3 separate regions of the Homo sapiens genome follow, and all the other regions are linked to region 1. A link is a loop called in an ENCODE intact Hi-C map of the cell type or tissue named here. Cell type or tissue: Caco-2. All regions are shown on one strand. Each heading gives the region's core, and the rest is flanking DNA. Links, peaks and the distances in the headings are about the cores only.

Region 1 (8,081 bases), core at 2,596-6,595:
GAAATTGCAATACCATTCTCCATAGTGACTGTACTAATTTATATTCCCACCAACAGTGTATAACAGTTCCCCTTCCTCCACAAGGTCAACAGCACTTGTTATTTTTTGTCATTTTGTTGTTATTGTAGCGATCCTGACTGGAGTGAGGTGATACCTCATTATAGTTCTCACTTGCATTTCCCCGATGATTAGTGATGTTGAGAGAACAATGAAGTCATTTTTTTCATATATTTGTTGGTCATTTGTATGTCTTCTTTTGTGAATTGTCTGTTCAGATCATTTGCCCATTTTTTAAATTGGATTGTTTGTGTTTTTGCTGTTGAGATGTTTGAGTTTCTTGTATATTCTGGATATTAATCCCCTGTCAAATGAATAATGTATTAGTCTGTTCTCAGATTGCTATGAAGATACTACCTGAGACTGGGTAATTTATAAACAAAAGAGGTTTAATTTACTCACAGTTCCACATGGCTGGGGAGGCCTCAGGAGACTTTAAATCATGTCAGAAGGCGAAGGGGAAGCAAGGCACGTCCTACATGGTGGCAGGAGAGAGAGCTCATGCAGGGGAAACTGCACCTTTTAAACAATCATATCTCATGACAACTCCCTCGCTATCATAAGAACAGCATGGGGGAAACTGCCCTTACGATCCAATCACCTCCTGCCAGGTCCCTCACTCCACACATGGGGATTAGAGTTCAAGATGAGATTTGGGTGGAGACACAGAGCCAAACCACATCAAATACTTTGAAAATATTTTCTCTCATTCTGTAGATTGTCTTTTCAATGTGTCGATTGTTTCCTTTGCTGTGCAGCAGCTTTTTAGTTTGATATAATCCAATTTACCTATTTTTGCTTTTGTTGCCCATGGTTGTGAGATCTTATATTAAAAATCTTTTTGTAAGATCATGAAAATGTCCTGAAGTATTTCCCCTGTGTTTTCTTCTAGTAGTTTTACAGTTTCAGGTTTTACCTTTAGATCTTTAATCCATTTTTAGCTGATTTTTGTATAGGGTGAGAGGCGAAGGTCTAATTTCATTATTCTGCATATGGATATCCAGTTTTCCTAGCACCATTTACTGAAGAGACTATCCTTTCCCCAGTGAATGTTCTTGGCATCTTTGTCAAAAAGCAGTTGGCTATCGACGCATGGATTTATTTCTAGGTTCTCTATTCTTTTTTTTTTTTTTTTTTTTTTTTTTGAGACAGAGTCTTGCTCTTGTTGCCCAGGCTGGAGTGCAGTGGCACAATCTTGGCTCACTGCAACCTCTGCCTCCCAGGTTCAAGTGATTCTCCTGCCTCAGCCTCCAGAGTAGAGTAGCTGGGACTACAGGTATGCACCACCATGTTCGTCTAATTTTTGTACTTTTAGTAGAGATGGGGTTTTGCTATGTTGGCCAGGCTGATCTCGAACACCTGACCTCATGTGATCCACCTGCCTCGGTCTCCCAAAGTGCTGGGATTATAGGCATGAGCCACTGCACCTGGCCCTAAGTTCTCTATTCTATTCCATTAGTCTACGTGTCTGTTTTTATGCCAGTGCTATGCTATTTTGGTTACTAGAGCTTGGTAGTATATTTAGAAGTCTTGAAACCTGTTCCCTCCAGCTTTGTTCTTTTTGTTAAGGATTGCTTTGGCTATTCTAGGATGTTTGTGGTTCCATACATATTTTAGGATTTATTTTATATTACTGTGAAGAATGTCACTGGTATTTTAATAGGGATTGCATTGACTCTGTAGATGGTTTAGGGTAGTATGGTAATTTTAACAATATTAACTCCTTCCATCCATGAGCATGGGAAGTTTTTCCATTTGTTTGTATCCTCTTCAATTTCTTTTATCAGTGTTTTGTAGTTTTCAATGTAGAAGTCTTTTATCTCCTTGGTTAAATTTATTCCTAGGTATTTATTTGTAGCTGTTATAAATGGGATTGCCCTCTTGGTCTCTTTTTTTAACTAGTTCATTGTGCATAGAAACACCACTGACTTGTATGTTTATTTTGTATCCTGTAACTTTACTGAATTTCTTTATGAGTTCTACAGGTTTCTTGGTAGAGTCTAAGTTTTTCTCTACATAAGAGCTTGTCTGCAAACAGGGTAAATGTGACTTCCTCTTTTCCAATTTTGATGTCCTTTATTGTTTTCTCTTTCATGATTGATCTAACTAGGACTTCCAGTACTACGTTGAATAAGAGTGGGTAAAGTGAGCAGCATGCTCATGGAGGGGCATGGAGGCTCCCTAGCCTTTCCTCTATATCTTGTTTCAGTTCTTAGAGGAAAAGTTTTCAGCTTTTCACCGTTAAGTATATTGTTAGCTGTGGGTTTGTCATATATGATCTTTATTATGTGGAGGTGCTTTCCTTTCATACATAATTTATTGAAAGTTTTTATCATAAAGTGGTGTTGAATTTTATCAAATGCTTTTTCTGTATCTACTGAGATTACCGTATGGTTTTGTCCCTGATTCTGTTGATGTGAAGTATCACATTTATTGATTTGTGTACATTGAGCCATTCTTGCATTCGTATGATAAATCCCACTTGATCATGCCACATTATCTTTTTGATGTGTTGTTGAATTGGGTTTGTTAGTATTTTGTTGAGGATTTTTGCACCTATTTTCATCAGGAATATTGGCCTGTGGGTTTCTTTATGCTGTCTTGTTATTGTCTGGTTTTGGTATTAAGGTTATGTGGGCCTCATAAAATTGAGCTAAGAAGAATTCCTGCCGCATCAATTTTTTGGAATAGTTTGAGAAGAATTGGTATTAATTTATATTTAAAGGGTCATAGAATTTGGTGGTAAAGCCATATGGTTCTGGACTTTTGTTTCAGGGGAGACTTTTTATTACTGATTCAATCTCCTTACTTGTTATTCGTCTGTTCAGGTTCTTCTGTTTCTTTTTGGTTCAGTGTGGTAGGTTGTATGTGTTCAAGAATTTATCCATTTCCTCTAGGTTTTTGAATTATAAAGGATATCACAAAGGATACAGAGGAAGAGGTGCATAAGGTGAGATATGGGGAAAGGCTAGAGAGCTTCCATGCCCTCCATGAGCATGCTGCTCTCCAACAACCTCTAAGTGTTCAGTGGTAGCCACCTGGAAGCTCTGACTTATATATTTTAATTTGAAATTTCTGTTCAGTTTTGAGTAATTGTCTTTTTTTAGACTAATTTCTAATTATTTCCATTATAGTCTGAAACTATGTCCTTTGTGATGTAATTCTTTAAAATTTTGTTCAGACTTTTTTTATAGCCTAATGTATAGTCACTTTTTGTACATGTTTTATTTGTGCTTGAGAAAAATGTGTTCCTCTAGTTTTTCTATGCAGACTTCTGTATATTTTAATTAAGTCAAGCTTATTAATCATAATGTTCAAATTACCCATCTCTTTACTAAATTTACTACTCTATCAATAATTTGAATGTATAAAGTATAGACCTTCTATATACCCATAAATCTTTCCCCTTATAAATGTCAGTACTTGAGCCTGCCACAATGTTGACTAGACTGCTTTAACAGAAAGCCTCCATCACATAATAACTGAAATACAATATACTTTTTATTTCTTGCTCAAATAATAATTCAAAATGAGTATTCTAAAACAATGGGTATCCTTTTTTCATGTGATAAAAGAAGTCAAGGACCCAGGCTCCTTTCACCTTTTGGCTTCACTAGGCTCTAGAACCTTGTTGTCATCTATACTGAGCTGGTGGAAAAGAAAAAGAGTGTGAAAGAGACTTGCCATCTTCTTAGGGTCTTGACCTAGTAGTGACAAGTCTGTTAGCCAAAATATTTACATTGTGGCACTGGCTGCAAGATGCTTGGGTAAGGAAAATGCAGCTTCTATTTGAGATGATGATTCTCCTCTATATAACCCCTCTTTGCTAGGATAGTTATGACAGTGTCCAGTCTCTAAATTGTTCATTTATGAGTGGACAAAAAGAAAAACTAGGAAAGAGAGAGCCTTTGGGAAGGGTCAAATACCACTCTGTAAACTATAGGTACAAATATCAGAATTTTTGAATTATAAAGGATATCGCAAAGGATACAGAGGAAGGTGCATAAGGTGAGATATGGGGGAAAGGCTAGAGAGCTTCCTTTGAATGTAAATTACAACTGTGGACTGAAGGAGTCTGCATTAGGAGTTCAGAATGTCAGAAAGAGGTTCAAATCTTTAGAAGATTATCATCATCAGAGGAAGAGGGTGATCTTCTTCCCAGCTTGCATGCCTACTGGGAGTCCAGTGACCCTAGGTTGTCCCCTCTTTCTCCTGTTAGGGAAGAAGAAACATCTTCACTTCTGAGAGTTCATTTCCTTCATGATATTCAAGGTCAGTGACCACCTCCTCCTGGACAGCCTGCCAAGCCTTTGACTGATAGGTCTCTCCCCCTGTCTGAGCTCTAAGATATTTACTATGTTTCTCCACTAGCCCTTCTGTCCCATGCCCTACAATAGTCTCTCTTTCTGTGTGTTTATGTGTGTTTAAATTTGTATATGTATATCTGTGTATGTGTTTATATACATTTATATATGAAACAGCTACTTACTCTTTCACTCAGGAATTCTAGCTCTCTTAGTCTAAAGAAATCAAAGATTTATAAATAAAAATAATATGACATTCTCTAGATTATTAGTAATTAGTACAATACAAATACTTGATTATTAGCATTTGAGAGCTGTGCAATTATGAAAATCCACATTTTGAGAAATACTTACATGATTAAATAAGGGTGGCAAAAATAGATAACAAAAGTTGTTTATATTAAAAGGATTGTTTATATTAAATATGGAGAGAAACTAAAAGATAATGCAATGAAACATCAGTTAATTCTAAGCAACTCTTTTTAACAATATATTTTTTCTTTTCTTTTTTCCATAAAACATTTTGTAATTAGAAAGCAGAAATAAATGATATCTTTCATTCTATCGGCAAGAACACAAGACTGGTTATGTGAAAGGAGGAGGCGTCATTCCTGCGGAAGCCCTATCCCACATGACGAACGACAAGGCCAGGGGCAAGCAAAAAGAGGAAGGACTCTCTTGCTCTGCTCCGACTTGGCCAGTAGAGGCAGTGAGGAGCTAAAGATCATTCCTTCTTTCCTTCCTTCACTCTCCGTAGACAGCTCTGCAGGGAAGTCTGTGACAACCTGGCCAGACATAGGGCTCACGATCTGATCAGAGTCATGGCACCCCAGACTCTGCTGCCTGTCCTGGTTCTCTGTGTGCTGCTGCTGCAGGCCCAGGGAGGATACCGTGACAAGAAGAGGATGCAGAGTAGGTGATGGGCTGCTGGATGGGTGAGGGGGAATTGGGTAGGGGGAATGGAGGGCCTGTGTCCAGTCTGAGTAGGACCTAGGAGTTGGAAACTCTCTGCATATCCAGCTCTGACCACAATGTTGTGTAGACTCTGGACTGTCCCTAAACCATGGCCCTCCAGCCCCTTAGCTGGCCCTGGGAATAGTAATGGGAATGAAGAAGAAACCTGCATATTTTGCTGTTCCTTCTCAATACTTAGAGAGAAATGGCACATCCCATAGTGAAAGGCGCACCAGGGCTGAGAATCCAGTGGGGAAAGCAAGACAATTATTATTTGATTTATGCACATTTGTGAGGAGTAAAGATTCAGAAGTGGTTATGACGGTAGGTGTAGGTGTAGAATGGGTATAAGTGTAGGGAAATAGGACATAAGACAAGCAAAAGTTGGGGTACACAGAGCCAAGTTAAGGTTATCATCAAAGGGGCAAGGAGAGTGGTGGTGGAAAGGGAACTAAAGAAGGGGCAGGAAGACTAGAGACAGTGACAGTGAGCAGAAGAGAGGGAGAGACAAGAGGCATGTTGATCCTCATCTCTGAATTCTACTATTCAGAGACTAGGAGAGAGTTTGAAAGATGTCTCATGCTTCTTTGAGCTCTCAGGATCAGACTGTAGATTCTTTGGTGGTGACTTCACCAAGGCCATGACTAGTAAGGGAGATGGAGTTCTGATTGCTGGTGTGTGGAGAAGGTCCAGGAAGCCCAGGCATTGTGGTCTAATGGGGTAAGGTGTACAGTGGAGAGACAGGATTTAAAATATGACCAATCACTAGGATTTGGTGATGGGCAGGAAGGTAGTTCTATGAAGAAGGAATCCAGGAGTATCATGACTGAGACCTGGGTTCAAGGGTCTTGGAGGAGGCTTCAGCTTGAGAAAAATGTTCTCTAGGAAACTGCGTTTATTTACCGTTCTATTCTCCTTGTCAGAAACACAGCTATCCCCAGAAATCAAAGTCTGCCAGCAGCAGCCTAAACTATATCTATGCAAACACTTATGTGAATCTCACCGAGATTGTCAAGCAAATAACATATGCTGTTCTACCTACTGTGGGAATGTTTGCATGAGCATCCTGTGAGTGGGAGAGTGGGCTGGGATGTGCATCCTGCTTCCCAACTCCTCTATCCAAGACTGTGCCCACATCCGAAGCACAAGGACCTCAAGTCACCAGCATAAGAACATCAACAGGAATGCCGCCCTCTCTACTGTCTGAACCCCTTGTCCCTGTCAAATAAACCAGAACAAATGCCCAGGGATCCTACCTCTTTTGCTGCCACTACAGATGATCATTGAGAGCTCACTGTGGCCCCTACAGATGCCCCACTTGTCTTGCGTCCTGGTGTTCAATTTCTCTCCCTGGCTATGCTTCTCTACCCTCCCTCTCCCTCTTTGGCCCACGTATCCCTGCCAGCCCTCAGGATGCCCAGCCCCTTGCTGTTTTGCTCACTGAACCAGTACTCCCAGGGGGAGGAACTGCTCATGTGCAGCATCTCCTGATGCTAAGGAGAACATTTCTCACCCTGGAGTCAGAAGGACCCATTAAGCATGAGATGGGTGGCAGTTAGAACCCGAGATAAAGAGTGGGAGGCCCCCAAGCACTGCTTTGGTCTCCTTAGCCTTGGTGCACCGCCATCCTATGCTCCCCAATCTCTCTGTAAGGTTCAGATTACTGTCTATCATTAGGATAATGAGTCCCAGGAAGTCCAGCAAGCCCAAGGCCACAAGAGAGTGAGAGGATATGATGTGACTGGAAGAGGGTGTTTCCTCTAGGATCACTTTTTCCTCACTTCTCTCCATTACCTGAGACCAGAGGCATCCTAGTGAGAGTGAGTGCCTGCACCAACCCCAAAGCTCCTCCTATCCAGCACCCACCAATATGGCTACTCCTCTGATGGGACCCATTTTGGGCCTCAGGATCTGACACTCCAGCACCTTCCATTAACTGAATAGTCCTTATCTTTCCCAAGCCCTCTTCCTTAGGGGCTGGTTCATTCTCTTTTCTTTAGATCAAGAGGAACACTAAGGGATGTGGAACAGGTGGTTCATGCTGCTGTTGCTAAGGAGTAATTGGCACAGAGTGGCTATGGGTCTTCCCTGTCATCCTACTGTGAGTTGGTGGAAATTAATCAGTGTGGTACAGAATCTCCCACTCTGCAATCGCAACTCCTCTGAAATGATCCTGGGGCTAGATCCAGGGTTGGGTCACATGTAGCTAACTGGGACATGAAGCCAAATGTGAAGAGGTTTCAGGAGGATAGGCCATGCCCAGAGGCAGGTGTGCAGTGTTATGCTCCAGTCTAGTGCTTCTTGCTGGGCCATTCAATGAAAGAGACATCAGAGAAGAAAACTTCCTTCATCAGACCAGAGGCTGTGAGCCACCTCTGAGGCATCACCGGGCTCTGGGTATCTCAGGCTTGTCTTCACCTTTCTCAAGAGCTTCCCTTGGACAAGGAGGTCTTAGGAAAGAGATCATGATCAACCATCAACACAGACACCATCAGATGTACTCTGTGGGCTGTAAGGGCATGATCTCCAAGAGACCTTATTTGGTGTTTCCTTGGATAGCCTCCCTTACCAAGCATCCTCTCAAGCCACCCCCAAACATGCCTACTAGACACTACAGGCATATCTTGTTTTATTGAGCCTTGCTCTATTGCACTTCACAGCTATAGCGTTTCATACAAATTGAAGGTTTGTGGCAACTCTGCATCGAGCAAGTCATCTGGCACCATTTTTCTAACAGCATGTGCTTACTTCATGTCTCTGTGTCAC
Region 2 (8,081 bases), core at 1,811-5,810, 120 kb after region 1:
CCAGCCTGAGCAACATAGTGAAATCCATCCCTACTAAAAATACAAAATTATCCAGGCATGGTGGCACATGCTTGTAATCCCAGCTACTCAGAAGGCTGAGGTGGGAGAATCACCTGAGCGGGGGAGATCAAACCTGCAGTAAGCTGGGATCACACCACTACATTCCAGCCTGGGCAACCAGAGTGAGATCCTGTGTTTAAAAAAAAAAAAAGTATAGGCTGGGCATGGTGGCTCACACACATAATTTCAGCACTTTGGGAGGCTGAGACAAGAGGATCACTTGAGCTCAGGTGGTCAAAACTGCAGTGAGTCATGACTGCACCACTGCAGTCTAGCCTAGGTGACAGAGCAAGACCCTGTCTCAAAAAAAAAACCTGAAAAACATGACATTTTGGACCAGGTAATTTTTTTTTCAAGTTCTGAAGATGAACAGTGGTAAGGAATCCACAACAATGTGAATGTACTTAATGTCACTGAAATGTACACTTTAAAATGGTTAAAATGGTAAATTTGGCCAGGTGTGGTGGCTCACGCCTGTAATCCTAGCACTTTGGGAGGCTGAGGATGGCGATCACCTGAGGTCCAGAGTTCAAGACCAATCTGGCCTACATGGTGAAACCCCATCTCTACTAAAAATTGGGTGGGTGTCATGGCACACACCTGTAATCCCAGCTACTTGGGACACTGAGGCAGGAGAATCACTTGAGCCTGGGAGGCAAAGGTTGCAGTGAGCTGAGATGGCACCACTGCACTCCAGCCTGGGTAACAGAATGAGACGCTGTCTAAATAAATAAATAAATAGGTAAACTTTATGTGATGTATATTTAAGTACAATAAAAAACCGAGTCTAAGTTCATTATAACAGCATAGTAATGAGGAAAAATGTCCCAAATGATCTATTTGGTTCTTTTGTAACATGGGACTAAATTAGTATCATACCAACAAGGACACTTAAAAGTTGAAAGTCACTTGGGTTAAATTTATGCACAGTTTCTGTGTCTAAGACTATGGCTATATCAAGCCCATTACTTGGTTAATGGACTGCCTGAGCAAGAAGATAGATGGAATTTACAGAGTGACATATCTGGTCCATCTGATTATTAAGGATATCTTCTATACTGAGGACCCCTGATAAACAGTTACATGAAACATGAATAATCTCACATTATAGATCCATTTATTCAACAAATTTTTTTTTTTTAGATGGAGTCTTGCTCTGTCACCAGGCTGGAGTACAGTGGCGCGATCTCGGCTCACTGCAACCTCCGACTCCCTGGTTCAAGTGATTCTCCTGCCTCAGCCTCCCAAGTAGCTGGGATTACCAGCACATGCCACCATATCCAGCTAATTTTTGTATTTTTAGTAAAGACAGGGTTTCACCCTGTTGGCCGGGATGGTCTCGATCTCCCGACCTCGTGATCCACCCATGTCGGCCTCCCAAAGTGCTGGGATTACAGGCGTGAGTCACCGCGCCCGGCCCAACAAATTATTCTGTGTGTGTGTGTGTGTGTGTGTGTGTGTGTGTGTGTGTGTGTGTAGACAGGGTTTCACTATGTTGCCCAGGTTGGTCTCCTACCCCTGGGCTTAAGACATCCTCCTGCTTCAGCCTCCCAAAGTGCTGGTATTATAAGCGTGAGCCATTGCACCCAGCTGTCAATAAATTATTCTTGACAAATTAATATGTCATAATAGAATTTCCATTCACATTGTCCTTCTCTAAAACTTGTTCTCACCAACTTTCTAGTCTTACTTATTCCGCTACCCTTGCAATACAAGGTCATTCCAACCACTCCCAAATCCATGAATTAGGCTATCTTTGCTTGCAGGTAAAATAGACAAGAATGCATTTTCCTCAAGTTCTGCCTACTGGGAAATTTTTCATTCCCCGCTGTCCTTCAGGGCAAATGAGTTAAAGCAGCTTGTTTACAATTAGTCCTAAAACACATTTCACTGGAGAACTTGCGCAAACCAGGCAACAATTTTTCCAACATTAGACATCTGGTCTTCAGGAATTCTCAAAGAAGCCATAAGTGTGGATTTCAAATTCTGTGACAACACAACAAAAACGGGATATTTCATGGGCTGGGAATATAATCTACTTGCTCATAAAACTTACTTGCACCTTTAGGGCCATAGTATACCTGGTAAAATGTAGAGTCCTTTTTTTTTTTTTTTTTAATGAACTGCTTATGGGTTCAATGGGTACTCCAAGATTTTCTCAAGCATCTTTCCTTCACAGGCCTTTACCAAACAAACAGGAAGTTAATGATCCTCACTGTTTTCCATCTCATAACATTTTCACTCAATGTCTTAAGGCCCACACTCTCGAATGGAACATATCATCTCTCCCTGGGGACATGCAGCTCAAAATATTCACTCCCACACTCACACATGATCATACAGGCACTTCAGGAACCCAACATTTAAATAATACTGTCATTAGGAAGCCCTCCTTCTCAACACACACGGGCAGAACACAAGGCATCTGGCACTTGGGAACATATTTATCCCGCCATTGTAGCCTAGGGTCTTTGCCACTCAACCCTGCCACCACCCAGCCTTATCTTAATTGGAACAATGAAGCTGGTGATATGGAGGAGCAAAAACATTAGCTTTGTTGGAAACATGGAACCAGCACCTTCAGATTCCTTTTACTCAAAGCTCTGGTCCTAACCTTTCTCCACACTGTGGGGAATGTAGTCTTGCCAACACCAGACAGTTAGCCTCTACCCATTGACTATAAAATCAGATTTCAACTCTTTTATACAACTTCTTTATGAAAACCTTGAAAAAAAGAATCGTATCTTATTTGGCTCCCTTTAACAATATATTATACAACAGAGAAACTAAATATCTGTATATTGATTATGCTAACATGCAGGACAGGATCAAAACTAACACAATAGAATTCAAATATGCAAAATCATTCAGAGTTATTGGAAAGGTAAAAATGCAAGTTTAACATTTTTTCAAAGATAATGTCCTGGCTATATCTATATTGAGGTTCCCTACATTTGGTGCTACATAGAATTTATGTTATTAATCTTATGGAGCTATAGTGTCAGGATATATAACAGAATTGATACTTTATTTATACTAGCTGGACCTTTTAAATACCTTCTCATTTATAATGCCCAAATGGAAAATAATAATTTATTTCCTTAGCAAGGCAAATCTTCACACTAATAAGAGAATTGAATTAAGATTTGCCCAATATGAACCAAAATCCTTGAACATTAAAACCCTGGATTCCCTCACTCTTTTTTTTTTTTTTTTTTTTTTTTGAGACAGAGTCTCACTCTGTCGCCCAGGCTGGAGTGCAGTGGCACCACCTCGGCTCACTGCAAGCTCCACCTCCCGGGTTCACGTCATTCTCCTACCTCAGCCTCCCGAGTAGCTGGGACTACAGGTGCCCGCCATCACGCCTGGCTAATTTTTTGTGTTTTTAGTAGAGACGGGGTTTCACCTTGTTAGCCAGGATGGTCTCAATCTCCTGACCTTGTGATCCGCCCACCTTGGCCTCCCAAAGTACTGGGATTACAGGCGTAAGCCACCGTGCCTGGCCTCCCTCACTCTTACCCAAATACTCACAGCTCCCAATCCTCCCATTCATGAGTTGTTTCTGTCTACACTCATGAGAAATAATGGACACTGTGACTGAGAGTCCATTACATGAAAGGGCAGTTCTACAAAGAAAAATTAGGATGCTGGCTGGCCATGGTGGCTCATGCCTGTAATCCCAGCACTATGGGATTACAAAGCGGGTGGATCACCTGAGGTCAGGAGTTCGAAACCAGCCTGGCCAACGTAGTGAAACCTCATCTCTACTAAAAATACAAAAAATTAGCCAGGTGTGGTTGTGGGTGCCTGTAATCCTAGCTACTTGGGAGGCTGAGGCAGGAGAATTGCTTGAACACAGGCAGCAGAGGTTGTAGTAAGCCGAGATAGCGCCATTGCACTCCAGCCTTGGCAATAGAGTGAGATTCCATCTCTAAAAACATATATATACACACATATATATATACATATACATACATATATGTGTGTACATATACATACATATATGTGTGTACATATACATACATATATGTGTGTATATATACATACATATATATGTGTATATATATACATATATACACATATACATATGTATATGTGTATATATATACATGTATATATGTGTGTGTATATGATTGATATTTAAATTAGTAGACTGAGTAAAAGAGATTACCCTTCATGATGCAGGTGGGCCTCATCCAATCAGTTGAAAGCCTTAAGAGGAAATAGGCTGAGGTCCCACAGAGGAAGGAGGTATTCTGACTCCAGACTGCCTTTGAACTCAAAACTGCAACATCAACACATTCCTGAACCTCCAGCCTGCCAGCATGCCCTGCAAATTTCAGATTTGTCCATCCCTACAATCACACAAGCCAATTCCCTAACATTGGTTTTGTTTCATTGATTCTGTTCCTCTGGAGTACCCTAATACATAGACTTTAAAACAAAAATTATAACTAGAAGTACATTTTACAAAAAGAAAAGACAGATTTACTCAGCATCATTATCAGACTATGACATTTAGCAATCAACAGCATGGGTGCAAAAAAAAAATCTACTTTAAAACCCTTTGTTGGAATGCTTTATACTTTCCACAGAACTGAAACTAAAATAACATGTTATTCAATTAGTCACAAATATAGTCCTTGAGTTTTTTGCCTATACACATGAATATTTGTCTAAAGCATGTCTTCTTTGTAGCAGCTAGGCCCTGCCACCACTGTGCTTGGCTGCATTCACAAATCTGTTGTAACCTGTAGCTTCCCTGTCACTTCTCTGGCTCTCCTCTCCTGCTAAGCTTTGTTTCCCGGCAGTAATTAAAATCTTCTGCCACTGCCATAGCTACTACTGCTACTGGAACCTCCATGGCCACCTTGGTTTTGTGGTTTGGCAAAGTATTGTCCTCCACCACCATAGGGGTCAGAGCTTCTGCCTCCAAAGTTGCCTCCCTTCATGATTCCAAAATTTGAAGACTGATTTTTGTAATTGTCAAAATCATTGTAGCTTCCACTACCTCCAAAATTACTTCCATCATTACCAAATGCATTATAGCCATTCCCACTGCCACCATATCCACCACCACCATGGCTGCCACCAAAGCCACCACAACCACTGAAGTTTCCTCCACGACCAAAATTGTCATTCCCACTGAAGCCACCTCCAGGACCACCACCAAAATTTCCAGAACCACTTCGAACTCTTTGGCTAGATGAAGTACTACCCATCTCTTGCTTCGACTGGGCTTTCGTAACTTCTAAGCTGTGGCTATTCACAGTATTGTAATTTTTTTTTTTTTTAAGATGGAGTCTCACTCTGTCACCTAGGCTGGAGTGCAGTGGCATGATCTCTGCTCACTGCAGCCTCTGTCTCCCAGGTTCCAGCGATTCTACTGCCTCAGGCTCCCAAGTAGCCAGGATTACAGGCACACACCACCATGCCCAGCTAATTTTTGTATTTTTAGTAGAGACGGGGTTTCACCATGTTGGCTAGGTTGGTCTTGAACTCCTGGCCTCAAGTGATCTGCCTGCCTCCCCCTCCCAAAGTGCTGGGATTACAGGTGTGAGCCACTGCACCCAGTCAAGCATGTTTCTAAGAAAAGGGCAAACAATTCTCAAAGAGGCCCCTAATATCTAAAACCAGTTTAGAATCCCTGCCCTAGGTGAATACAGGAAACATTGTCAAAACTAAAAGGAAACTTGTAGGGCATCTTAATCAATCAGCCAAGATGGGTGCCAAAGCCCAAAGCCAGGTAGAGGCTTGTGCAAGATCACAAGCAGAGGCGCAGTTTGAAGCTAGATTCTCCCACTCTTAAACTAGTGCTGGACAGACTGAGGCCTAGCAAGTTGGCTACAGAGCCCTAGCAGATTCCTGTCTCCACACTGAGCCAGGAGGGGTTGCTGCCCAGGGATACCGACAGCCATACTTAAGCTGGACAAGGCACATGCTCTTGGTGGAAGCAAACACGTCCGCTACCTCATACAGAAATAAAAATGATTATAAAGGAATCCTGGGAATATCTGTATGCTAAAAAATTAGATAACTTAGATGAAATGAACGAATTCTTAAAAAGATAACAACTACCAAAACTGACTTAAAATAAATGGGAAATCTGAATAGATCTGTAAAGAGTAGACACCAAATCACTAATCAAAAAATATTCCACAAAGGAAATCCCAAGCTCAGATGATTTCAATGGAGAACTCTACCAAACTTTTACAGAATTAACTCTAATCATTTACAAACTCTTCCAAAATATAGAAGAGGATGGAATACTTTCCAACTCATTCTATGAGGCCAGTACTACAGACAAAGATATCATAAAAAAGAAAACTACAGACCAATAGTCCCTATGAATATAGGCACAAAAATTCTCAAAAAATATTAGTAAAAAGATTCAGCCACATATAAAAAAAGATTATATGCCATAATGAAATCCAATGGAATTTGTCCCAAGAATGCCAGGTTATTCAAGCATGCAAAAATCAATGTAATATACCACTTTAACAGAGCAAAGGGCATAACCAACATAATCAACTCAATAGACACAGAAAAAAAAATTGACAAAAATCTGTCAACCTTTTATGATAAAAACACTCCTCAAATTAAGAATAGAACTTCCTCAACCTAAAAAAGCACATTTATGAAAAATCCCGAGATAACATCATACTTAATGGGAGAAATTAAAAAGTTTTCCTTTAAGATCAGGAGCAAGACTATTTCCTGGTAAATTTTTCCTCTCCTCCGTGTTTGAGTTCTATCCATTTCACATTTCTATTACCGAACGTGTTTATTTCTTCTATGTTTTTTCCAGCCATTATTGGCAGTTTTGTCTATTTTAATGGTATTTTTAAAATACAAACTTTTAGTTTTATTTGGCAATTTTAGTGTTTCTTTTTTTCTAATTCACTAATTTCAACTACTTTCTTCAATTATCCTCTACTTTCTCTTTACTTACTTTGCTGTTTTGTTCCAGTTTCTTAGGTTCAAGCCTTAGTTAATTTGCTTTCAAGTATTCACATGTATATATTAAAGCATTGGTAAGAATTTATTTACAACTGTTCATTATAGAGATGTTGATGTCCCGAGCAATAGTGGTCATGATCCCTAGATGTGGAGGAAAGAAGGGGGGAAGGCTGAGGTTAATCAGTAGGGTTCTGGTAAAGCATGGTCTTTCAAGCTACATGGCTGGGTACCCAAGAACTTAACTGTTCTGCTCACAAGGCTGATTCTGGATGCACCAGAACTCTGCCCAGGCTTAAGCCCTGGAAAGATAAAAATCAGAGATATGAATTCAACTCCTCACATGAGAAGGACAGCTAACCCTTCAGATATTTCAGTCAAGTCCGGGATTCTTCTATCTGCTGTCTGCAACATCATGAAGCCTGAATGGGCTCACTTTTCTCTATGGCTCCTCATCTTGTCCATGCTTCTCCACACACCTTCAGGGAACATATTTCCTCCACAACTCAGAAAACAGTTACGTGAAAGTGGACATCTTGGAGGTAAAGAAAAACAGAAAGGGCAGACCAATGTGACACTGTGAAGGAGAGGGAGGTCTGGGCAGCCTGGGTGATGTTGCTGCCAGTAATTAGAATCAAGTCTCCTTTTTATCTCAAACCGTATGGCTCTAGGACATCTGATTCAGAGAATTACATTGAGTTTCCTCTATGGAGTGGAGAAGGAGGAAGACAGAAAGCAGAATCAACTTAAGTTTTAACCATGAGATTTCAGTATAAGAGTGGGGGTTATGAAAATGGGATTGATTTCAGAGGTGTCCAAGAAATTCCTTTGTTGGGGTGTGTGTCTGTACATTAGATGAGTTTTGAGTCTATTCAACACATATGTGTAGAACCACTATGTTATATTCCACTGATACAGATATGCAGAGGCCATCATTCCCCCATATATGTATAGAGCACTCCTATCCTACTTATTTAAATTAATTTGTTCTTCATTCAAATTAACATGAGCATCTGTGAAACACTCAAGGCAAAAGGGGCAAGTTCCCAATCATGGATAAGAAT
Region 3 (8,081 bases), core at 1,811-5,810, 45 kb after region 1:
CATCTAAATAGGAAGAGAGGAAGTCAAACTATGTTTGACAGACAATATTCACAGACAATATAAGCCTAGAAAACCCTGTAGTCTCTGCCCAAAGCTTCTAGATCTGATAAACCACTTCAGCAAAGGTTCAAGATACAAAATCAATGTACAAAAATCAGCATTTCTAGCAGCATTTCAATCGTATGAAATGCATAGAAATATGTCCAAGCTGAGAGTCAAATCAAGAATGCAATCCCACTCACAATAGCCACAATAAGAATAAAATACCTAGGAATACAGCTAAACAGGGAGGTGAAAGAGCTTTACAATGAGAATTATAAAACACTGTATCAGAGACAACACAAACAAACAGAAAAACATTCTATGCTCATGGATAGGAAGGGTCAATATTGTTAAAATAGTCATACTGCCCAAAACAATTTACGGATTCAATGTTATTCCTATATACAAACTACCAACATTTTTCACAGAATCAGAAAAAGCCATTTGAAAATGCATTTGGAAGCAAAAAGGGCCTGGATAGCCAAAACAATTCTAAGCAAAAAGACCAAAGCTGGAGGCATTATACTTCCAGACTTCAAACTATACTACAAGCCTACAGTAACCAAAACAGCATGGTACTGGTACAAAATGAGAATCATTAACAAATGAAACAGAATAGAGAACCCAGAAATAAAGCTACACACCTACAACTGTCTGATCTTCAATGAAGCTGACAAAAACAATCAATGGGAAAAGGACTTCCTATTCAATAAATGCTACTGGCATAACTGGCTAACCATATGCAGAAGAATGAAACTGGACCCCCACTTTTTACCACATACAAAAATCAATACAAGATGGATTAAAGACTTAAATGTAAAATCTAAAGCTATAAAGACCCTAGAAGAAAATCTAGAAAATACCATTCTGGACATTGGCCCAGGCAAAGACTTCATGATAAAAACTCTACAAGCAATTGCAACCAAAACAAAAATTGACAAGTGGGACCTAATTAAACTAAAGAGCTTCTACACTGGAAAAGAAACTATCAACAGAGTAAAAGACAACCTACAGAATGGGAACAAATATTTGCAAACTATGCATCCAACAAAGATCTAATATCCAGAATCTATAAAGAACTTAAATCAACAAGCAAAAAACAAAAAAAAATTTTAATGGGTAAAGGACATGAACAGACCCTTCTCAAAAGAAGACATAATGTGGCCAAAAAGCATATGATAAAAATGCTCAGTATCACTAATCATTAGGGAAATGCAATTCAAAACCACAATGAGATATTATCTCACACCAGTCAGAATGGCTGGTGAGGGAGAAAAGGGAATGCTTGTGCAGAGCTGGTGGTGTAAATTATTTCAGCCACTGTGAAAAGCAGTCTGGAGATTTCTCAGAGAACTTAAAATAGAACTACCATTTGACCCAGCAATTCCATTACTAAGTATATATCCAAGAGAATAGAAATTGTTCTACCATAAAGACATATGCCTGCGTATGTTCATCACAGCACTGTTCACAATAGCAAAGACATGGAATCAACCTAGGGTGCCCATCAATGGTGGACTCGATAAAGAACATGTGGTATGTATACACCATGAAATACTACCTATTTTTAAAAATGAGATCATGGCCTTTGCAGCAACATGGATGGAGCTGGAGGCCATTATCCTAAGCAAATTAAGCAGGAACAGAAAACCAAATACCACACATTCTCACATAAGTGTGAGCTAACCATTGAGTACACACGGGCACAAAGAAGGGAACACTAGACACTGGGACCTATTTTAGGGTGGAAGTTGGTATGAGAGTCGGATTGAAAAACTACCTATCATGGATTATGCTTATTACCTGGATGGCAAAATTATCTGTACACCAAACTCCCACAACACACAATTTATCCATCTAACAAACCTGCACATGTACTCCTTGAACCTAAAAGTTGGCAAGGCAAAAAAAAAGAAGAAAAATACTTTATTGCTCAAAATGTTAACATCATCTGAACCTTCAGCAAGTCAAAATCTTCTTGTTAGTGGAAGGCCTTGCCTCAGTGTTGATGGCTGCTGACTCATCAGGGTGGTGGCTGCTGAAAGTTAGGGTAGCTGCAGAAATTTCTTAAAATAAGACAATGAAGTTTGCCACATTGATTGATTGCCCTTCACAAACAATTGTGCAGTAGCATGCAATGTTGTTTGATAGCATTTTGCCCACAGTAGAACTTCTTTCAAAATTAGAGTCAATCCTCTCAAATCCTCTCATAAGGATTTGATAAAGTTGATAAAGTTGATAAAGTTGATAGCTTTATCAACTAAGTTTATGTGACATTCTAAATCATTTGTTGTCATTTCAACAATTCATTTTCTTCCTCAGCATGCTTACTAGGAGAAGTTTCCATCTCAATAAACCACATTCTTTGCTCATCCATTCAGGTTTTATCATGAGATTCCAGGAATTCAATCACATCTTTGGGCTCAACTTTAGTTCTCTTGTTATTTCCACCACAGCTGAGGTTACTTACTCCACTGAGGTCTTACACCCTTAAAAGTGATTCATGAGAGTTGGAATCAATTTCTCCAAAACTTCTTTTAGTGTTGATATTTTGACCTCCTCCTGCCAATCATGAATGTTCATCTAGAATGGTGAATTATTTCCAGAAGGTTTTCAACTTACTTTGCCAAGATCCATCAGCGAAATCACTATCTATGGCATCTATGGCCTTATAAAATGTATTTTTTAAACAATAAGACTTGAAAGTCAAAATTGTCCCTTGCTCTAGGAGCTGAAGAATGGATGTTGTGTTAGCGAGCATGAAAACAACACTAATCTTGTACATCTCCATCAGAGCTCATGAATGACCAGGCACATTGTCAACGTGCAGTAATATTTTGAAAGGCAACTTCTTTTCTGAGCAGTAGGTCTCGAACACGGATTTAATATAAATCATCATGTAAATAGATGTGCTATCATCCAGGCTTGGTTGTTTCATTTATAGAGTGCAGGCAGAATATATTTTGTACAATTCTGAAGGGCCTGCGGATTTTCAGAATGGTAGATGAGCATTGGCTTCAACTTAAGGTCACCAGCTGCACCAGCCCCTAACAAAAGAGCTGTCCTGTGCTCTCTAGCTATGAAGTCCTAGATGGCATCTTCTTCCAACAGAAGGCTGCTTCCTCCACATTGAACATCTGTTGTTTAGCGTAGACACCTTCATCGCTTATCTTAACTAGATCTTCTGGGTAACTTGCTGCAGTTTCTACATCATTGCTTGCTGCTTCACCTTGCTCTTTTATTTTATGGGGATGGCTTCTTTCTTAACCTCATGAACCAACCACTGCTAACTTTTCTTCTGCAGCTTCCTCACCTCTCAGCCTCAATAGAATTGAAGAGGGTTATAGTCTTTCTCTGGATTAGGCTTTATCTTAAGAGAATATTGTGGATGGTTTGACGTTCTATTCAGACCACTAAAACTTTCTTCATATCAGCAAAAGGCTGTTTTTCCTCTTATCATTCATGTGTTCACTGGAGTCGCCCTTTTGATTTCATTCAAGAACTTTTTCTTTGCATTCCCAACTTGGCTAACTGATGCAAGTGACCTAGTTTTCAGCCTGTCTCAGCTTTCGACATGCCTTCCTCACTAAGCTTTATCATTCCTAGCTTTTGATTTAAAGTGAGAGATGTGTGACTCTTCCTTTCATTTGAACACTTGGAGACCATTGCGGGGTTATTAATTGGTCTAATTTCAATATTGTTGTGTCTCAGAGAATACGAAGGCCCAAGAAGAGGGAGAGGGATAGGGAAAGAGCTGGTCAGTGAAGCAGTCAGAACACACATATTTATCAATTAAGCTCATCATCTTATAAGGGCACAGTGCCCCCAAACAATTACAATCAAGGATCACTGATCATAGGTCATAATAACAGATACAATAATCATGAAAATGTTTGAAATATTATGAAAATTACCAAAATGTGACACAGAGCCACTAAATGATCACATGCTTTTCAAATAATGACACTGAAGGCTGGGCGCCGTGGCTCATGCCTGTGATCCCAGCGCTTTGGGAGGCCGAGGCGGGCGGATCATGAGGTCAGGAGATCGAGACCATCCTGGCTAACACGGTTAAACCCCATCTCTACTAAAAATACAAAAATTTAGCCGGGTGTGGTAGCGAGCACCTGTAGTCCCAGCTACTCAGGAGGCTGAGGCAAGAGAATGGCATGAACCCGGGAGGCGGAGCTTGCAGTGAGACGAGATTGTGCCACTGCACTCCAGCCTGGGCGACAGAGCAAGACTCCGTCTAAAAAAAATAAAAAATAAAAAAAAATAGCACTGATAAACTTGTTCAAGTCAGGGTTGCCACAAATCTTCAATTTGCACCTGCAATATCTAAGAGGCACAATAAAATGAGGTATGCCTGTAATAATAGAGTATATCTCATTGCCTAATATTATAATTAAGTGAGCTAAATGATGTGGTTTTTTAACATCGTCTCAAGTAGATTTATTGTCAGTAATTAATGGTAATAGTACACAAAGTGGAGAACAAAGGAACCGTGCAATTAAAACTTTAATTTTTAGTAAATTTTAAAATTTACTAAACTTTTGAGTAATTTTGTGTTGTACCAACTTTTTTTGCCAGTGTGTTCAATCCAATTCCTTCTTTAAATTTTATTTTTAATTGACAAATAATAATGGTATATATTTATGAGGTACAAGGTGATGTTTTGACATGTTTACATTGTGAATTATTAAATCAAGCTAATTAACAAATCTATCACCTGACATAGTTATCTTTTGTAATGTGGTAAAAATATTTAAAATCTACTCTTTTAGTAATTTTAAAATACATAATGTGTTACTATTTATCATAATCACCATTCTGTGAAATAGACCCCTAAAGTTTATTTCTTCTGTCTAATCAAAACTTTGTATCCTTTCATCAACAGATTCCCTTTCCTGGTTCACCCCCTCCTCCAGCTTCTGGTAACTACCATTCCACTCTCTACTTCTGTGAGTTGGACTTTAATTTTAGAGTCCACATATAAGTGAGGTTATGCATTATTTGCCTTTCTGTGCCAGGCTTATTTCACTTATCATAATGTTCTCCAGGTTCATCCATGTTGTGACAAATAACAGAATTTCCTTTTTTAAGGCTAAATAGTAGTCCACTGTTTATATATACCACATTTTAATCCATTTATCTGATGATGAATACCTAGGTTGATTCCATATCTTGGCTATTGTGAATAATGCTACAGTGAACATTGGAGTGCAGATATGTTTTGACATGCTGACTTCAATGTCTTTGGACATATACTCAGAAGTGGGATTGCTGGAACATATGATAATTCTAGTTTTCATTTTCTGAGGACCCTCCATGCTGTTTTCCAAAATGGCTGAACCAATCTACATTCCCACCAACAGTGTGCAAGGATTCCCTTTTCTCCACATACTTGCCAACATTTATCTTTCATACTGTTGATAATAGCCAATCTACCAGGCGTGAAGTAATATTTCATTGTGGTTTTTATTCGCATTTCTCTGATGATTAAAAATGTTGATCTGAGCTTTGTCAGCAACAAGTAAAAATAAATAAATAAGAAATGTTGAGCATTTTTTCATATATCTGTTGGACATTTGTATGTCTTCTTTTGAGAAATGTCTACTCAGGTCCTCTGCCCATTTTTTAAATAGGGTTGTTTTCTTGTTTTGAGTAGTTTGAGTTTCTTACATATTTTGGATATTGGCTCCTTATCTGATTTATCATCCAAATAGTTTCTCCCAATATGTGGGTTATGTCTTCACTGTGTTGTTTCCTTTGCTGGGCAGAAGGCTTTTAGTTTAATACAATATTATTCCCCTATTTTTGCTTTTGTTGCTTGTGCTTTGGGAGATCATATCCAATAAATCACTGCCAAGACCAATGTCATGAAGCTTTCCCACTATGTTTTCTTCTAGTAGTTTTTACGGTTTCATGTCTTACATTTAAGTCTATGATTCATTTTGAGTTCATTCTAGTATAAGAGGTAAGATAAGGGTCCACTTTCATTCTTCTGCATATAGATATAGTTTTGCCCACACCAATTATTGAAGGTACTGTCCTTTCCCCATTGTGTGTTCTTTGGGCCCTTGTTGAAAATCAATTGACCATAAACGTATGGGCTTATTTCTGAAATCTCTAACCTATTCCATCAGTTGCTGTGTCTGTTTTTATGCCAATAGCATGCTGTTTTTATTACTATACCTTTGTAATACATTTTGAAATCCAGCAGTGTGATACCTCTATCTTTTTCTTTTTGGTAAATTTGTCTTTGGCTATTCTGGGTTTCCAGTGGTTCCATGTGAAGCTTCAGATTATTTCTTTCTGTTTCTGTGAAGAATGACATTAGAATGTTAATATGGATTGCATTGAATCTGTACATCACTTTGGATAGTATGGACATTTTGCCAATTTTGATTCTTCCAGTCCGTGAACATAGGATAGCTGTCTGTAAGTTCTTCTAGTAAAAACACACTTTACTGACAAACTGGATTTCTCTGGTTGTTTTTTTGGTTTCTTGGCTCCTTCAGCATTTGGGGGACACTTTGCACATATGGCCCTCACATGAAACAGTCCTTTTAGCATTTTTTATAAGACAAGCTTAGTGTTGGTGAATTCTCTCAGCTTTTGCTTGTTTGGGAAAGTCTCTAATCTCTCCTTCATGTTTGAAGGGTAGATTTTTGAGGGTTAGCAGGTTTTTCCTTCAGCACTTTGAATATAACATCTCACTGTCATCTGGTCATCAGGGTTTCTATGAAAGCCATATTGAGGCTTCATCTAATGTAATATGTTTCTTTTTTCTTGCTACTTTGAGTATTCTTTCTGTCTTTGATTTTTGATAATTTTATTATTATATGCCTTGTGGATTTCCTGTTTGGGTTGAATTTCATTGGTGACTTCTGAGCTTCCTGCACCTGGATGCTGTCATCTTTCTCCAGATTTGGGAAATTTTCAGCCATTATTTCTTTAAATATGCTTTGTGGGCCCTTTCTCTCTTGTCTTCTCTAGGAATTCTAATTATGCAGAGGTTAATTTGCCTGATGATGTCCCATAGTTCTTGTAGACCTTCTTCATTCTTTTTTTTCTCTTTTTGTTCCTCTGATTGGTGATTTCAAATGTTCTGTCTTCAAGCTTGCTAATTCCTCTGTTTGCTCAAGTCTGCTGTTGAAGCTTTATAATGAGTTTTTCAGTTCAATTATTTTATTCTTTATTACTAGTATTTCTATTTCTATTGCTTGGTTTTTTTTTTCATTGTTTCTATAAATCTTCAATTCTTCTGGGACCATTCCTGGAGCTTTGTTGATTTCTTTTGATGGTATTGAATATTTCTGAGTTTTCACAAGCCTTGTATCTTTACATGGATGCCTGCATATTTGAGGCGACTGCCAACTCTTCCAGCTTTTGCAGGTGCTCTTTCATGGTGTTAGACCTTTACTTCTTAGTATTAGAACTTAAACACTGGCCTGTTGTTGCTTTACACTGTAGAGAGGGCTTAATAGTGAGCATCAGAACTAAAACATTGCACTGGACCTAACTCATTGCCCTGTCATTGTTTCCCAGTGTAAGGAAAACTTATAGTGAGCACCACAGCTTAAATGCCCTGGAACAATATTGCTGCCCTACTATTGTTTCTCAGTGTGGGAAAAACTTAGGTGGGTACTGAAAATCTTGACCTTTTAGTTGTTTCTGGGCCAGGGAAAAGCTTCACATGTGCACCTGGGCTTTGTGGATTTGGGCCTTCCCATAAATTTTGTCCCCTACAATACTCTGGCCCCCCCACCAGTCTCTTCAATATGGCATCCCCACTGATCAAAGCACTGAACAATCACCAAGATCCACATGCCAGTTGCTGCAATCAGTGACCTACTCTTTGTCCCCAATTCACCCCAGGTTTTTCAGCCCTCTTGGTTCTCTAGTGGGATGAAACTGGAGTGGACTTACCATTAAGATTCCTAGACAAGTGGGAAGATCAAATATCCACCTCCAATTCCTTCTTCTCATCTCAGCAACTGTGGGTCTAGGGAAGTTCTCTGTGAGTGGTATTATTA

What was found. Hi-C counts contacts between places; a loop is a spot of excess contacts. Peaks named below come from ENCODE experiments on the same cell type or tissue, not always from the same donor. Only the 100,000 strongest peaks of a DNase experiment are listed, where the experiment ranks them.
Region 2: it touches region 1 in a loop (1.9-fold over the local background); 1 of 110 quality-filtered maps calls a loop at or near these places.
Region 3: it touches region 1 in a loop (2.2-fold over the local background); 1 of 110 quality-filtered maps calls a loop at or near these places.

Annotation. Positions count from the first base shown.
Region 1 is chr20:45,624,632-45,632,712 of GRCh38, forward strand. It overlaps WFDC9 (WAP four-disulfide core domain 9), which reads right to left and starts at 6,653. Exons shown (of 5, transcript NM_147198.4): 1 at 6,572-6,653. It overlaps WFDC10A (WAP four-disulfide core domain 10A), which reads left to right and starts at 5,108. Exons shown (of 2, transcript NM_080753.3): 1 at 5,108-5,273; 2 at 6,239-6,565. The coding sequence starts at 5,183. The coding sequence ends at 6,387. In Caco-2, for the core only: a CTCF peak has its summit at 5,059; a DNase peak (open chromatin) is centred at 5,040.
Region 2 is chr20:45,740,863-45,748,943 of GRCh38, forward strand. It overlaps the pseudogene HNRNPA1P3. Among named protein-coding and RNA genes, the nearest start is that of SPINT4, 23 kb to the left of the region's middle. In Caco-2, for the core only: no CTCF peak of the experiment used is centred there; no DNase peak of the experiment used is centred there.
Region 3 is chr20:45,670,908-45,678,988 of GRCh38, forward strand. No RefSeq gene overlaps it. Among named protein-coding and RNA genes, the nearest start is that of WFDC11, 4.7 kb to the left of the region's middle. In Caco-2, for the core only: no CTCF peak of the experiment used is centred there; no DNase peak of the experiment used is centred there.